2 separate regions of the Homo sapiens genome follow, and region 2 is linked to region 1. A link is a loop called in an ENCODE intact Hi-C map of the cell type or tissue named here. Cell type or tissue: CD14-positive monocyte. All regions are shown on one strand. Each heading gives the region's core, and the rest is flanking DNA. Links, peaks and the distances in the headings are about the cores only.

What was found. Hi-C counts contacts between places; a loop is a spot of excess contacts. Peaks named below come from ENCODE experiments on the same cell type or tissue, not always from the same donor. Only the 100,000 strongest peaks of a DNase experiment are listed, where the experiment ranks them.
Region 2: a loop joins it to region 1, with 2.1 times the contacts of the local background. A loop is called at or near these places in 18 of 110 quality-filtered maps.

Annotation. Positions count from the first base shown.
Region 1 is chr6:17,992,081-17,994,890 of GRCh38, forward strand. No RefSeq gene overlaps it. Among named protein-coding and RNA genes, the nearest start is that of KIF13A, 5.9 kb to the left of the region's middle. RefSeq lists an enhancer at 1,456-1,505. In CD14-positive monocyte, for the core only: no CTCF peak of the experiment used is centred there; a DNase peak (open chromatin) is centred at 1,591; H3K4me3 peaks cover 498 bases; H3K27ac peaks cover 2,025 bases.
Region 2 is chr6:17,907,847-17,910,656 of GRCh38, forward strand. The region is part of intron 2 of KIF13A (kinesin family member 13A); the gene reads right to left. Among named protein-coding and RNA genes, the nearest start is that of KIF13A, 78 kb to the right of the region's middle. In CD14-positive monocyte, for the core only: a CTCF peak has its summit at 340; a DNase peak (open chromatin) is centred at 1,205; H3K4me3 peaks cover 2,073 bases; H3K27ac peaks cover 2,500 bases.

The DNA.
Region 1 (2,810 bases), core at 195-2,694:
AGCCTGGGTGACAGAGTAAGACTCTGTCTCAAAAATAAATAAATAAATAAATAAATAAAAGTTTACTAAACATTTCTTTTTCAAAACAGTTTAGCCTTACATCATTAGGAATTATGTCTTTTTAGCGTTTGAAGGGCCTTTGGGAGTCCTGTGGACCTTTTTACAACAGCCCCCAAAACGGCCACCCATTCCGTGCTTGGATTCCGCTGACAGAGTTCTCAAATTGGAAGAGAAGCTGAACTCAGTCAGGGGACTCCTCAAGTTCTTCGCCTAGGAAAGGCCTCCATGAAGAATCAGATTTGCATCCCTGGGCATTCCACCTAGTGACAGAAGTGCTGCCTTCTCCTGCTTCCCATGCCAAATCTAACTCCCTTTTTTTTTTTTTTTTTTTTTTTTTTTGAGATGGGGTCTTGGCTGTATCACCCAGGCTGGAGTGCAGTGGCGCAACCTCGGCTCACTGCAACCTCCGCCTCCCAGGTTCAAGTGATTCTCCTGCCTCAGCCTCCCGAGTAGCTGGGATTACAGGCACACACCACCACACATGGTTAATTTTTTGTATTTTTAGTAGAGAAGGGGTTTCGCCATGTTGGCCACGCTGGTCTCAGACTCCTGACCTCAAGTGATCTACCTGCCTCAGCCTCCCAAAGCGCTGGGATTACAGGCATGAGCCACCATGCCCAGCCTCCAAATCTAACTCCTGCTATACCTGAAGCCCCTCAGATACTTGAGGCTGGCTTTCATGTCCTTCTGAAGACTTCCATTCCCCTAGAACATGCTGTTCTGGTTACTGTTGTAGTAAATCCCACCAAAATTTAGTGTCTTAAAACAACAACAATCTGGTGGTGTGTGCCTGTAGTCCCAGCTACTCAGGAGGGATGCAAGGACTTTTCTATCATGACAACAGGAGAGTTTGGGATGCTGGACAGTATCCCATTCTGGAGTCAGCGAGGAGAAGAAGCTCAGAGTGTGGGCCCACTGCATACAGGTAAAGGCCCATCAGAGAGCTGGCCCAGCCTGGCTAGAGGCCCTGGACTGGGGCTGAGGTATGGAAAGACCGGTGAGGCTTGCTTGACAGAACACTCTGGCCCAGCCATCAGCCAGCCTTACAATGCCCACAGATCACCATATGCCAACGAATACAGCCATGCGTACTAGTCACTAAGAGGGCCCTGGTCTATGCTCCTTTGTCAGGAAGAGCTTGTTAGCATAGCTTTACTTTAGAAACTGGAAACACCATGGGTTCTGAGGAACTGGCAGACAACTGATAGATAACAAACATCCCAAGGACTCTGGAATCATCCCATTTCAGATGTAAGACTAAGTTCCAAAGTTATTTCAGTCAGAAGTAGCAGATCAGGCTGCCAGGCTGATCTAAAAATTGCTAATGTCTTAAGTCTGCAGAGAATCAAAGAATAATCATAGAACAGTCAAATACTTTTAAATAAGAGGCTTTCTATAAACTAGTTTAACAACCATGAGTCAGCCTAGGCTAAGTTATGACATGGTGACCAACAACGCTTGAATCTCAGTGGCTTACAAAAAGCTTTATGCCCTACACGCATGACTTGTCCATCACAGCCTGCTTGTGGTTTTGCTTCTATCATTTTCTTTCTGAGTCCTAGGCTGACGAAACAGCCCCTAGCTGAGTCAACGCTGGTTTTGTAACAGAAGGAAAGGAGAAGGTGGCAGACCACACAATAGCTCCTCAAGTTTTGCTCAGAAATGGTACACATTGGCTGGGCACGGTGGCTCACGCCTGTAATCCCAGCACTTTGGGAGGCCGAGGCGGACAGATCACGAGGTCAGGAGTTTAGACCAACCTGGCTAACATGGAGAAACCTCGTCTCTACTAAAAATACAAAAAATTAGCCAAGCGTGGTGGCAGCGCCTGTAATCCCAGTATTTGGGAGGCTGAGGCAGGACAATCGCTTGAACCCAGGAGGTGGGTGTTGCAGCAAGCCAAGCCCATGCCACTGCATTCCAGCTTGGACAACAGAGCAGGACTCTGTCTCAAAAAAAAGAGAAAAAGAAAAAAGAAAAAGAAAGGAATGGTACCCATCCCTTCTCAATTTTCATTGGACAAAGGAAGTCACACGGTCAAGCCAAGCATCAATGGAAAAGGGAAAAAGAATTCTCCCCCAGGGAGGGACTCCAAACCATTTATTACAAGAACATTTATATTTCACAACAGTTAACAGTAGATAACATTTATTAAACACTGACTACTTACCAAGCATAGTTTCATTATTTAATCCTCTCAATAACCCTATGAGGCACAAACTATTATTGTCATCCTTCATTATAACTAACCGGTAAAAAGTAAAGAGACAATTTAAGCAGCTTGCCCAAGGTCACATACCTGGGAAGTGATGGCCTTGGGATTTAAATGCAGGTCTTCAAAAACCACAGCTCTCACTTCCACACTGTGACTGCTTCAGATGTGTTTTCCGAAATAAAGCTGCCGACCTACATAATTGGAATGTGCACGTGAGTGGTTTTTCTAAGGGTGATAATGGATTTGCCTTGACTCGTCTCTATTTTTCTGGCACAAAAAATATAAGCAATATAAACAACACTAAATATTATGCTTTACAGTTCAATGCAATATGTAGTCTCCACAAAAGAGTTACAAAATTTATGGGAGATAGAAAAGATGATAATCCTTTTGACAGAAGTAAGGGGTAGGCCACACACAGTGGCTCATGCCTATAATCCCAGCACGTTGGGAGTTTGAGGCGGGTGGATCACCTGAGGTCAGGAGTTCAAGACCAGCCTGGCCAACATGGTGAAACTCTGTCTCTACTAAAAAT
Region 2 (2,810 bases), core at 246-2,745, 84 kb before region 1:
ACTCAGCCTTTTCTCAGAAGAAATTGCCACAGATGGTTTGCGCAATGGGAATGACATGGCCAGATCTGTTTTAGGAGGGTGAGACTCAAGCGTGAATGTAAGAGGCCACACCATCTAGAGTCAGCAGTGAGACACGCACTGGTGAGCCTCTGCCTGGCACCAACTGCAGCCCTCACCGTGTGTAAGTTAAGACACTACTGCAAGGACAAGACAAAAAGTAGGACAGAAAGACAGAACACAAAGACAACTTGAAGGAAAAATCTGTAAGACTTGTTGAGTGTGTGCCCCCTCCACCTAGCCACTCCACCATGTCTACAAAGATTGAACGACTGCCCCACAGTGTGAAGGGACTTTCCACATGGGACTTCAGTCACAGACCTTGAAGCAGACCTGATGGAATGAATGAAGAAAAAAATGGCTTCCTTTCAATTGATACTTATTATATTGTTGACAGATTTAAAAATTAATTGAGGCTGGGCATGGTGGCTCATGACTATAATACCAGCACTCTGGGAGGTCACAATGGGAGGACTGCTTGAGCCCAGGAGTTCAAGACCAGCCTGAGCAACAGAGTAAGACCTTGTCTCTACTAAAATTGTTTTTAAAAATCAGCCAGGTGTGATGGTGCGTGCCTATAGTCCCAGCTATTCAGGAGGCTGAGGTGGGAGGATCGCTTGAGCCCGGGAGATTGAGGCTGCAGTGAGCCATGGTCATGCCACCGCACTCGAGCCTAGGCGACAGAGCGAGACTGTCTTAAAGAAATAAAATTAAAATGAACTCAAAATACACTTGTAATTTTAAAAAATGCTAATCCTGATATGCCTTCTTAAAAAAAAAAAACCCTGTTTCTTTTTAAAAAATTACCAGTTAATCTATTTTCATTTTCAATAAAACTCAAAAAGAAAAACAACTAATTTTGTACTGAAGCAGACAGACTTGTGGTTTGATTTTTTGGACTACTTTGGTATATTTGAACTACTTCCTTCTGGCATAACTGTATTTGGCTTAATTCTACAAGATATAATGAAGCACAGTGGTGAGGAGTTCAGGATTGGGGGTCAAACAATCCTAGCTCTGCCTTGATCTAGCCATGTTGACCTTGGACAAGTTTACTCAACCGCTGAGTCTCAGCCTCTAAAGCGGGAATAGAAGAGCACTCCTTTAGCACTGTTGAAGGATGGCATGAGGTGGCGTGGGTAATGCTGTACATCATTAGCATGCAGAGTTATTGCTCAATAAATGTTAGATGCCATTGCTGTTGTTACAACAAATAGTCCTCCTCAATTATACACGCAAAATGTCAACATTGCTGAAACTAAATTTCATCTGGGAAAAGGGTACTGGGGAGCTGAAGAATGACAGAACTTATAAAACAGGGTTCTTTCCCTGAAGAAAAGAAAGGTTTTTGGCTGGGTGCTGTGGCTTATGCCTGTAATCCCAGCACCTTGGGAGGCCGAGGCGGGTGGATCAACTGAGGTCAGGAGTTTGAGACCAGCCTGGCCAACATGGCGAAACCCTGTCTCTACTTAAAATACAAAAATTAGCCGGGTGTGGTGGCGCGTGCCTGTAGATCCAGCTACTTGGGAGGTTGAGGCAGGAGAATCGCTGAACCCAGGAGGCGGAGGTTGCAGTGAGCCAAGATCACGCCACTGCACTCCAGCCTGGGCAACAGAGTGAGACTCTGTCTCAGAAAAAAAAAAAAGGAAAAAAAAAAGGTTTTAAAGAAAATATGTATGATAGAGGAAGGGAAAGAATGGAGAATGGGGGACCAGGTATGGTGGCTCATGCCTGTAATCCCGGCACGTTGGGAGGCCAAGGCAGGCAGATCACTTATGGTCAGGAGTTCAAGACCAGTCTGGCCAACATGGTGAACCCCATCTCTACTAAAAACACAAAAATTAGCCAGGTGTGGTGGTGCGTGCCTGTAGTTCCAGCTACTTGGGAGGCTGAGGCAGGAGAACCTGGGAGGCAGAGGTTGCAGTAAGCCGAGATTGCACGACTGCACTCTAGCCTGGCGACAGAGTGAGACTCCGTCTCAAAACAAAAAAAGAGAGAGAGAGTGGGGAAAAAAAACTCTGGAAAGAATTATATAAATATGTATAAAGTTGGACACATTTATAAGAACTAAACTATGATATTAATTTCTTCAGAAAAGAGCCAAGAGCAGTATGCTACAAACACTTCAGGACAACCACACCTGACATCTGGTCTCACATACAGCCATACCTACATGTAAGGTACAATACAGCTCCATGACAGTGAAACTGAGGCCAAGGTAACTGACAAAATGGACATAGGAATAACAGTCTAAAATTTAACAATAGTCCGTATTTAAAAATAGATCCAACATTTTAAAATGTGCATTTACTTTCTCAATTTGATAAGTAGTGGGTATTACCCATATCGCTAGCTAGAGAACATAGAAGTACTGTCTCATTACCTGAAAAGATAGAGAACCTAGAAGTACCGTCTCATGACCTGAAAAGCTGGCAATAAAAGGTGAAGCAAACACATGGTCTATATGTGTATTTCCAAAATTAGAAACAGAAACCAAGGGACCAAACAGCTTTCAGTTTCCTTTCCCAAAACAGCTTGAATTTTTGAGTACCAAAAAGTAGGATATTATTACCAATGTAAGAGGTATCCTACAGGCCAGAATCAAGCATTTATAGTTTAATAGTTTGACTACTGAAGTCCAATGAAATGAATAGTAAGACAATTTTTTTTAAAATTAACTGTTAGTTTTTGTCAAAAAATTTTTTAAATTAACTGTTAGTTTTTGTCAAAAATGTTGTCTGCAATAAAGATGT